Regions from separate parts of the Homo sapiens genome. Here region 2 is linked to region 1. A link is an interaction called in ENCODE POLR2A ChIA-PET data of the cell type or tissue named here. Cell type or tissue: B cell. All regions are shown on one strand.

Region 1 (5,000 bases):
TGATTTATAGTCAAGACTTGCAGTTGAGCTGTCCATCCATTTTGCGTTCAGCTCCAACTACCTTCATTTTCCTCCTGAGTTTATATGCTCTGTGATATATAGTTGACACATCATGGCATTTGCCACATTAAATTGTCCTGCATTCAGAAGGCTAGCCGCGCAGGACGGTGGTTAACAGCATCGGTGTGGGAGGCACACTGCTAAGATTCTGGCCCTGCCAGTAGCTAGCTATGTGACCTTGGGCAAAGGAAGGAGCCTATCTGTGCCTCAGTTCCCTCTTCCGTAAATAGCAGAAATAGTAGTACATCCACTGCCTGTTGTAGTTGAGATAACCAAATGAGGTAACACAATGTAAAGTGTTTAAAACTCCACAAATGGGCTGGGCGCAGTGGCTCACGCCTAGCACTTTGGGAGGCCAAGGCAGGCAGATCACCTAAGATCAGGAGTTTTAGACCAATCTGACCAACATGGTGAAACCCCATCTCTACTAAAAATACAAAAATTAGCGGGGCATGGTGGTGCATGCCTGTAATTCCAGCTGCTTGGGAGGCTGAGGCAGGAGAATCACCTGAAGCTGGGAGGCAGAGGCTGCAGAGAGCCCAGATTGCTCCATTGCACTCCTGCCTGGGCAACAAGAGTGAAACTCTGTCTCAAAAACAAAACAAAACCACAAATGTTAGCTGGTAGTTCTCAAGGAGTATGTCCTCTGGGGCACTGGACCTGTAATTAAAGCATGCTGACACTAGGTAATACCCACACATAAATAGCTTGATTTACCTCAGAAACAGACATAATGACCAAAGCCTAGTATGTTTTTCTTTGCTGTTAGGACTCTTTCTAAAACATTCAACTTTTTTTTTTTTTTTTTTTTCGGAGATGGAGTCTCACCCTATTGCCCAGGCTGGAGTGCAGTGGCGCTATCTCGGCTCACTGCAACCACCGCCTCCGGGGTTCATGCCATTCTCCTGCCTCAGCCTCCTGAGTAGCTGGGACTACAGGCACCTGCCACCACACCAAGCTAATTTTTGTATTTTTAGTAGAGACTGGGTTTCACCATGTTGGCTGTGCTGGTCTTGAACTCCTGACCTCAAGTGATCCGCCCGACTCAGCCTCCCAAAGTATTGGGATTACAGGCGTTAGCCACCGCACCTTGCCCATTCAACTATTTTTTTTTTTTTTTTGAGATGGAGTCTTACTCTGTCGCCCAAGCTGGAGTGCAGTAGCATGATCTCGGCTCACTGCAACCTCCGCCTCCCGGGTTCAAGCGATTCTCCTGCCTCAGCCTCCTGAGTAGCTGAGATTACAGATGCACGCCACCACACCCAGCTAAATTTTGTATTTTTAGTAGAGACAGGGTTTCACCATGTTGGTTAGGCTGGTCTCCAATTCATGTCCTCGTGATCTGCCTGCCTTGGCCTCCCAAAGTGCTGGGATTACAGGCGTGAGCCACCGTGCCCAGCCCATTCAACTATTTTTTAAAGCATTTCAACAAAAACATTGACTGATCAATAAAAAATACCAAGATAGCTCAATTGATACTTTCAATAGATTAGTCAATGTCTTGATCTTCATCATATATACTTATATATATAAAGAATATATACTTATATATAAAGAACATATATTTATTTATATATATAAAGAATACATATAAATATATGTATTCTTTCCTTCAAGGGAACTTGTGTTTGACTCCTGGCTCGCATTCCACCAGGCAGCTCAGTCTTTCTTGCTGCTTATACCTCCCACGGTGGTGGAAAGGTCCCTGGGTCTGGGTGGTCCTAGGGTCACTCAGATAGTCACCAGCCTGATAGCAGAACACACATCACCCTGGGCCTACACTGTTCCCCTAGGTCCATTGGCTTTGCAGCTTCTGGGTCACCTGGGAACTCCGTCATCTTTGCCAAAGCCAAGCGTCATTAGCCCTTCTTCTCCCAAGTCTTCATTTCTGATTGCTGATGGGGCACCCAAGGGTACTGTGGGTACAACCCAAGGACTCCAAAAAGCTCCTTTCCTCACCTGTTGCATCTCAAAAGCACTCTCCTTGTCCACTCTTTGGGAGGGTACACCAAGCATAATTGCCTTAATGGATCAGGCTTTTGAAAAACAAAAAATCCCAAAGTATATGTCTGGAGCCATCTCCACTTCTGCCTGGCCACAAACCTCCCCTGAGACCAAAAAATCACAGAGCCTGACCGTCAGCTGCCTGAAGGAAGCTAAAGGCAAGAACAGAAGTGGAAAATAGAAGTCACTATTTCAAAGAAAGAGCCCTGTCTTACTAGTATCATGTCAACTTTATGTCTCAATAGAATACACCATATAGAGCAAGATTTGCAGAACTGCTAGCTCCTCGGTACAACTAGGTAACGTTTTAAACCAACGTCAGCCTATTCAATACATTTATAATTTAAGACAACTCATTCCTTCCAGCTAAGTGGTTAGCCTAATGTTCTTTTAAAAAGAGTATGGTGATATGTATAAGATTAATTAAACCTTTTCCTGCTGTTTCCTGTCATCTACATTTCCAGCTAATGAGGTTTCTACTAAAATTATAGTAAAATGTCACAAAGTAGTGCTTATGAAGAAAGCAGTAGCCTTATAGTCAGAGAGATTTCATGAGGAGGTTGTACTCTGTCCTGTCTCATTAGCTTGACATCTTACCAGTATCTCCACTCCTGAAGAGTGTTTCAGTGACACAAATCTGGTCCCTGCTAGATCCAGAGGCCCAGATGAAGTAGGCATGATCTTACTTATAGCATACAATTTCTAGGGTTTTCCCCTGTATACCTCCTTTGTGCAAACATTCTCTCATTTCACATGTGAATCCAACATAGTCCCACGTATTCTTTCTTTTTTGCTTCCATCTGGTCAGTCGGCAAGCAGATGTTCTTCCTAACAGCAGAGATCAGCAAACTTTTTCTGTAAAGGACCAGATAATAAATATTTTGGGCCCTCGGGGCTGTCTTGGTCACAACTACTCCACTCAGCCGGTAGCTGAAAAGCAGCCATTGTGGCTGGGTTTCTTTTTTCTTTCTTTTTTTTTTTTTTTTTTTTTGAGATGGAGTCTCGCTCTGTCGCCCAGGCTGGTGTGCAGTGACAAGATCTCAGCTCACCACAACCTCCGGCCTCCCAGGTTCAAGCAATTCTCCGGCTTTAGCCTTCCGAGTAGCTGGGATTACAGGCACGTGCCACCACGCCCGGCTAATTTTTGTATTTTTAGTAGAGAGAGGGTTTCACCATGTTGGCCAGCCTGGTCTCAAACTCCTGACCTCAGGTTATCCGGCCGTCCGGGCCTCCCGAAGTGCTGGGATTACAGGCGTGAGCCACGGCGCCCGGCCTGTGGCTGGGTTTCTAATAAATCTTTACTATGGATGCAAAATTTGAATTTCATATATTTTTCACATGTCGCGAAATATTACTCTTTTTCTGTTCAACTGTGTAAAATTGTAAAAACTGTTTTTTAAACCACGAGCCGTACAAAAACAAGCAATGACTACGTTTGGCCCATGGGCTGCAGTTTGGGCCAGTTCGTGATATTTCTCACTAATGTACAGAAAATGGTCCCCCAGGCAGCAAATAATTCACAAATCACTCCTATTTGGCTCTGGAATATACTCTGTAATTTTTTAAACAACATGCTTATTGTCCTGGTTACCTTGATTCTAGTCCAATAATAAAATTAGCACACATTCCAGATGAGCAGAGACAAAGAGGCCACTTTAAAATTAGGCCGGGCTGTGGGGGGCTTGTGCAGTGATTGCAAACCCCCCAGTGGAAGAAGGGGAGTCCTCACACAGATAATGACTAACTTCCTGTAGAAACATCAAACATTTTTACTATGCTCTTACCAAAGATTTAAATGGTGGCAATGCTAATTATGCATTCTTTCTACATTTACACATTGGCACTTTTTTTTTTTAAATCAGAAAACTCATTGCTGATTTATCTTGTTACCATGGTGATTTAAACATTTCCCTGAGCTTGAAAATACATGCCTTAGTACTTCATTAACTTCCTCAGAGATCATCAGGAAGGTAAATCTTAGGATCAAAGTGGGTTTCAAGATCATCTAATCCAAGACTCTCAATTCACAAGTGATGAAACCGAGGCCCGGGAGACTCAAACATTTTACAACCAAAATGTCTGCCATCTGTACCTATCCCAAGGTCCCTTGTTAGCAGCAGATAAATGAGGCTTGTCCAACCCAGTTCTCCTGACTGCTGCAAAATGGTCTTTGTACCTCATCACTGGGGCTCTAATCACTAGATCACCTGCCAGAGTAGTGGCTTTAATGACCTTAGAAAGGGTACATCATTCTACAACATCCTGCCCCTCCCCATCACTCTCCTATTCTTTCAGAAGAGTGTTGGAATCCACGACCTCTTCTGTAGGTACTGGAAGGGGCCCGAAGAATTCCCGCATATATCCAGAAAAGCCAGAAGTTTGGGGACCCATTCTTAAACTTCCTAGAATGTCCCCTTAGGAATGAGCATCGGCACTTGGAGGTGAAACTCTTGAAGGGTTTTTATTTAGAAATCAGATTGTCAGCATGTGGTGGCATCTTCTTAAACTTAGATAACGGGTCCAGAGTTGCCTGGCTAGTTAGTGTCAGGTTCATTAGACTAGATGCATCTCTCCTGGCTTGCCAGAGTCTCTAGGTGTGGTTGTACATTCTGAATGCACTGTTTTGAGTATTCAGCACCTGTTGTGCATGTGTCTCTGCAGCAAGCGATCCCCCTCCAAGACCATCCCAGGCCTCCCCAGACACTGCCACGTCCACTGCAAGTCCAGCTGTGACTCCAGCTGCAGATGCCTCTGACCAAGACCAGCCCACAGTAACTAATAACCCGGAGCCACGTGGGTGAACTGTGCACTCCAGTTCTCTCCAGATGAGAGAGAATCTTTTCAACAGCTGGTATTGGGAAGCTGGGGCCAGGGCATGATCCTGATAAACACCTTAAATGTCTTGTCAACTGGATGCAAATTTTGCAATTGGTGTC
Region 2 (5,000 bases), 1.1 Mb before region 1:
ATATTTTATAGGAGTCATATTCCAAGATTTCAGAATATTTAATAGCAAAATTTTGTTATTTACCAGAAGTAAATGAAGGAGAAACTCATAAGGCCATTGGACAATAAAGATCTACAATGTAACATTAATCACAATGTTTGTATCTGCTACTTCTCCAGCCTCATTTCCTGATTCAACTCCATATATACCTTATGCTTTAACATAAAGATCCTTGGCACAGGGGGGTTTTTTAAAGTACGAACTATTTGAGAGCAATCCTAAATTTCTGTTATATGTACTAACTCATGGAGATAACCTCACAGGGATTCTCTAAGGATTAAATTGGATGAAACATACAAAATGCCTGGCAAAAATTTAAATCCCACATGCAAATATGGATGCTGCTGCACTGCGAACAGGCCCAGCATTGACTCTGTCATCCTGGGTATTTGGTAATTCACAACCACATTTAGCATTCTCAAATGTCAATGCCTATAATAATCTCACTCCCCACCCAGCTTCCTCACTTCACACCTATGGTTTTCCACCATGCCTTTCTCTGTCTGACAAACTCATACATTCTCGGCACATACTTCCTACTCTGGATATTTAAAAAAAAAAAAAAAGGATTCACTAATAACCTACTAATAACCTGCATCTCCACATCAAAATTAGTAACTCCATCTTTGCAATTCAGTAAAATACAGCACATAGCCTTAGGCCCTTTTACCCTTATCACAATGTATCATCACCCTTTAAGTGGGTATGCCTTCTAGTAGACTACAAGCTAGGGTGAATATCTTACTGATCTTGAAATTCCAAACACCCAACTGGTGTCTGGCACATGGGACTCACTGAAATTTTTTGTTTGCTTGCTTGTTTTTTAATAAAGTATACAAAAGAGTGAAAAAGGAATGATACCTGAAAACATGTACATCTATCATATATCAGTTAAAAATTTTTTAAATTATAGTTATTTATAATTATACTTTGTTCCAAAGAAGGGGGAAGGGAGACTTATTTTTTAATACTGCAAATGTATAACAAAAACTTCCATTAAATATTCTAACATATATTTTGTTATAACTTCAGTAAGGCATAATGACAAAAAGTAGATATATTTAAGGTATACAATTTGATCTGATATATGCATACATTATGAAATATTCACCACAATGAAGCTAATTCACATAATCCATCACATCACATCCTTACCTTTTTTTTTTTTTTGGTGTGTTAAGAACTTTTAAGGTCTACCCTCTTCACAAATGTCAATTACAGTATATGACACTATTAACTACAGTCACACTGTTGTACATTAGATCTCCGAACTTATTTATGTTGCATAACTGAATCTTTGTACTTGAAGTTTCAACATCTCTCCATTTACTCCTTTCCCTAGCCCCTGGTAACCACCATTCTACTCTGTAAGTTTGATATTTTCAGATTCCATGCAGTATTTGTCTTTCTATGGCTGCGTTACTTCACTTAGCATAATGTCCTCCACGTTCATCCATGTTGCCGCAAATGGCAGGATTTTCTTCTTTTTTAATGCTGAATAATATTTCATGGTGCAAGTGCGTATGTATCACATTTTCTTTATGCATTCATTGATGAACGTTAAGGTTGTTTCCATATCTTGGCTATTGTGAAAAATGCTGAAAAGAACATAGCAGTGCAGATATCTCTAACATATATTTTCAGTAAATGTAGCAAGGATACTAGATAAGCTACCACAGCAGTGGCCTTTTAAGAAACAAAATATTTATACATATTTTCATATTTTTAGATTATGCAATCCACTCTCAGGCAATTTTCAGGTTTACATTTTAAAAAGTTTTTTTTAATTAGCCATCTGTGGTGCCTCACAGCCTGGGAGGCTAAGGCGGGAAGATTGATTGAGTCCAGGAGTTTGAGGCTGCAGTGAGCTATGATCATGTCACTGCACTCCAGCCTGGGCAACAGAGTGAGACCACATCTCTAAAAATAAATAAATACATAAATGTTTTTAAATAGTCAATTTCAGCATCTTTATATTTCCAGTTACTCATACCATAGCTGGCACAAAACAGTCACTAAATAATGTTTAAAACTCTATGCACACACAGACATATTCACCAACGACTGGCTTTCTCACTTTAACCCTCTATAGTTCTTTTTAGGACCCATATGTAACAGACCTAGAACCAAACAAACTTTTTTCTTCCTTTTTTTTTTTTTTTTTTTTTGGAGACAGGGTCTCACTCCGCCGTCCAGGCCAGAGTGCAGTGGCCTGATCAGGGCTTGCTGCAGACTTAACTTCCCCCAGGCTCAGGTGATTCTCCCATTTCAGCCTCCTGAGTAGCCAGGAATACAGGCGCACATCATCACGCCCAGCTAATTTTTTTGTATTTTTTGAGGAGATGGGATTTCACCGTGTTGCCCAGACTGGTCTCGAAGTCCTGGGCTCAAGTGATCTGCCCATCTTGGCCTCGAAAAGTGCTGGGATTACAGGCATAAGCTACAGCGTACGACCCCAAACAAACACGGAATAAACATCAGAGGGTATAGTTACAAATGCAAATTCAAAAATAGCCAGGGGTACCTATAATTGCACTTTAGCTTTTCTTTCTTAATGTGGTACCCAGAAGAAAGAAACGGCGAGGATTAATACAGTCTGAATATGTGTGGCAAAGCAGAAATAAGAGCTAAACATGACAATGGTTCAAGGCATCAGGGAAACAGAGCAAAAATTACATACACGTCATTAATGAAAACGTTAGAGATGTATTGCTGGACAATAGGAATAAAGAAGGGGGATTAAGATTATCTAGTTATCCAACATCAGATTTTTTAAAAAAGAAAAAAAAGACAGTAATAGAAAACATGGGCCTGTGCAACTTGCAGTGTGCTGAGTAGGAGACAAAAACTTCAAACAAGGGTTTAAAAAGCCTTTTTACTTATTGAGAATATTGTAAGAAACTACAAATCACTTTCACTACCCTAGGGGGTTTTGATGAGGCTGCTTATGATAAGGCTGTTTAGTATTCTGTAATCACATAAATGAGATATTCATTTCAAGCATTTTTTAAATTAAAATCCCAGCACTTAATTAAACAAAACAGTTTTTGAGGTGTTTCAGTTCCATATAATGTCAAGTTTAGGAAGATCAAAAAGAGGTAGAGAAAATGAAAATGACTAGAGAAAAAAGTTACACAGAGGTCAAGATCCATAAGCACACAAAAAAACAAATCCATACGCAAAAAGAAACACTTGGACAGATACAGGTACTTGGGCTCTGAGATGAATGTTAGTCCAAGTAAACTGCGCTTGCCAGGCTCTGTGGCTCCAATCAGCCTGTGTGTACTGGAGGGGAGTTACCACTATCTTATGAAAACACTGAATAGACATTATTAAACATTCTGCAACTGCTCCTAGCCTTAATCCTGAAATTGTTTCACTTTAAAGGATATGGCTGACAAAGCCTAGTAGAAAGGAAATTACTCTCGGGACTGCAGCCATGATGCTTGTGCTATAGCACACCAAGGGCCAAAGGAAATAAAGCCAAAAATCAAATCAATCATTGGCCTGGGGTTCCCTACCCCCAATTTAGAACTTTCCTAGTAATGAAGTTCTCTGAGGAGGAAATGTTCAGCTAGACTAGAGGAAGAGGAGGCTGAGAACAGAGACTTAAGAGGGAACCACCCTTAAAATCAGCAACAATGAAACCAGTCAAGGAAAACAGTTACAGAAGGTAGAATTAGACAGTGTCAAGAAAGACTGAATATCCAATGTATACTAATATAAAGATCTAGATAGCTAAAGAACAGAACAAACCTTTTAGATTTGGCATTAGAAATCATCATCTATAGATTAAGCTTGAAATTCACACAACAATGAAATTTAGGAGTTAATATTGAAACAAGTAATATGCCAGTAGTCTGAAATATTGTTATTCATAGCTAAGGGGTCGGAGAGACTTCGACTCTTGACTTATAACTTTAGTTTAATCTGGAAACACTTATCCTTTTTATACATGGAATTCTAAAAGCTTTATATAAGCATTTTATGGCAAATATATTGTCTTTGGATATCAAAAGTTGTTTGGTTTTATTTGTCAAACAACTGGCAAATACATTTGCAACTGTTTTTCTGTCGACAACTTTGTAAATCATCACATAAGCCCGATTATATTTTTTTAAAAACTAATCTTTATATTAAGAAATAGGCACATTTGAAATAAAGAAGATTCTCTATCACAAATAGTGTGTTTCTTCTTGGATTTTTCAAGGGCTTATACTAATTTAAATCATTCTATAAATTCTGTATGCTTAATGCTAAAGGTAATTTTTATATCTTAAACTTCATATAAATAGCCAGATTCCTAAGCTAAGAATAAAGTCGATTTTATAAAATTTCATCTAAACATTTTCATAGCCACTCCATAATTAGAATTCTCAAGACCTCTCCTTCTAAATAGTTTCCTAACTGATATCCTTATCTCTGTTATCTCCTCATTGCCATCCACCCAGAATTAGCTTTCTCAAACACAAAGGACATGTCACCCCCATCTTCAAAAACCACAATGCCTCTCACCTCCTAATGACAGGATATAGATTTGCAACTTCAAGAGTTTATTAACAAAACACTCTGAAAGTTCAAAATGCCTTTTACCTTAAAAATTAAAATATATGTACATTTTCCCTAACGTGCATATTTAGAAACCTTCAAATAGTTTTATATCTCTCAAATAATCTAATAAAATGGATATGCCAAGAAAAGGTACCATATTTGTCCTGGATGTCTCATTCTTGCCAGTATACAGCCGAGTACCCCAGTTTTAAATGTGCTGACATTTTGATACATACTGAATACACTAGGGGACTGTAAAGCTCTTGATAATTTGGCCCCAATCTTCTTCCTTCTTGCATTCCCCACTACTCTACATATACCTTATACTTAACTCTAAAGAAAAGTATTTATCCCCTATTCTTGCATATGCCTCCTCCCAGAAAGCCTTTTCACTTATCTCCACAAGAAGT

Evidence for each region. Peaks named below come from ENCODE experiments on the same cell type or tissue, not always from the same donor. Only the 100,000 strongest peaks of a DNase experiment are listed, where the experiment ranks them.
Region 2: POLR2A ChIA-PET joins it to region 1 with 8 read pairs; 1 of 35 experiments calls an interaction of 5 or more read pairs at or near these places.

Annotation. Positions count from the first base shown.
Region 1 is chr4:25,748,290-25,753,289 of GRCh38, reverse strand. It overlaps SEL1L3 (SEL1L family member 3), which reads left to right. Exons shown (of 24, transcript NM_015187.5): 24 at 4,726-5,000. The coding sequence ends at 4,865. Among named protein-coding and RNA genes, the nearest start is that of SLC34A2, 95 kb to the right of the region's middle. In B cell, no CTCF peak of the experiment used is centred here; a DNase peak (open chromatin) is centred at 2,019; H3K27ac peaks cover 1,331 bases.
Region 2 is chr4:26,866,507-26,871,506 of GRCh38, reverse strand. All of the region lies in intron 1 of STIM2 (stromal interaction molecule 2), which reads right to left. Among named protein-coding and RNA genes, the nearest start is that of STIM2, 8.2 kb to the right of the region's middle. In B cell, no CTCF peak of the experiment used is centred here; no DNase peak of the experiment used is centred here; H3K27ac peaks cover 1,038 bases.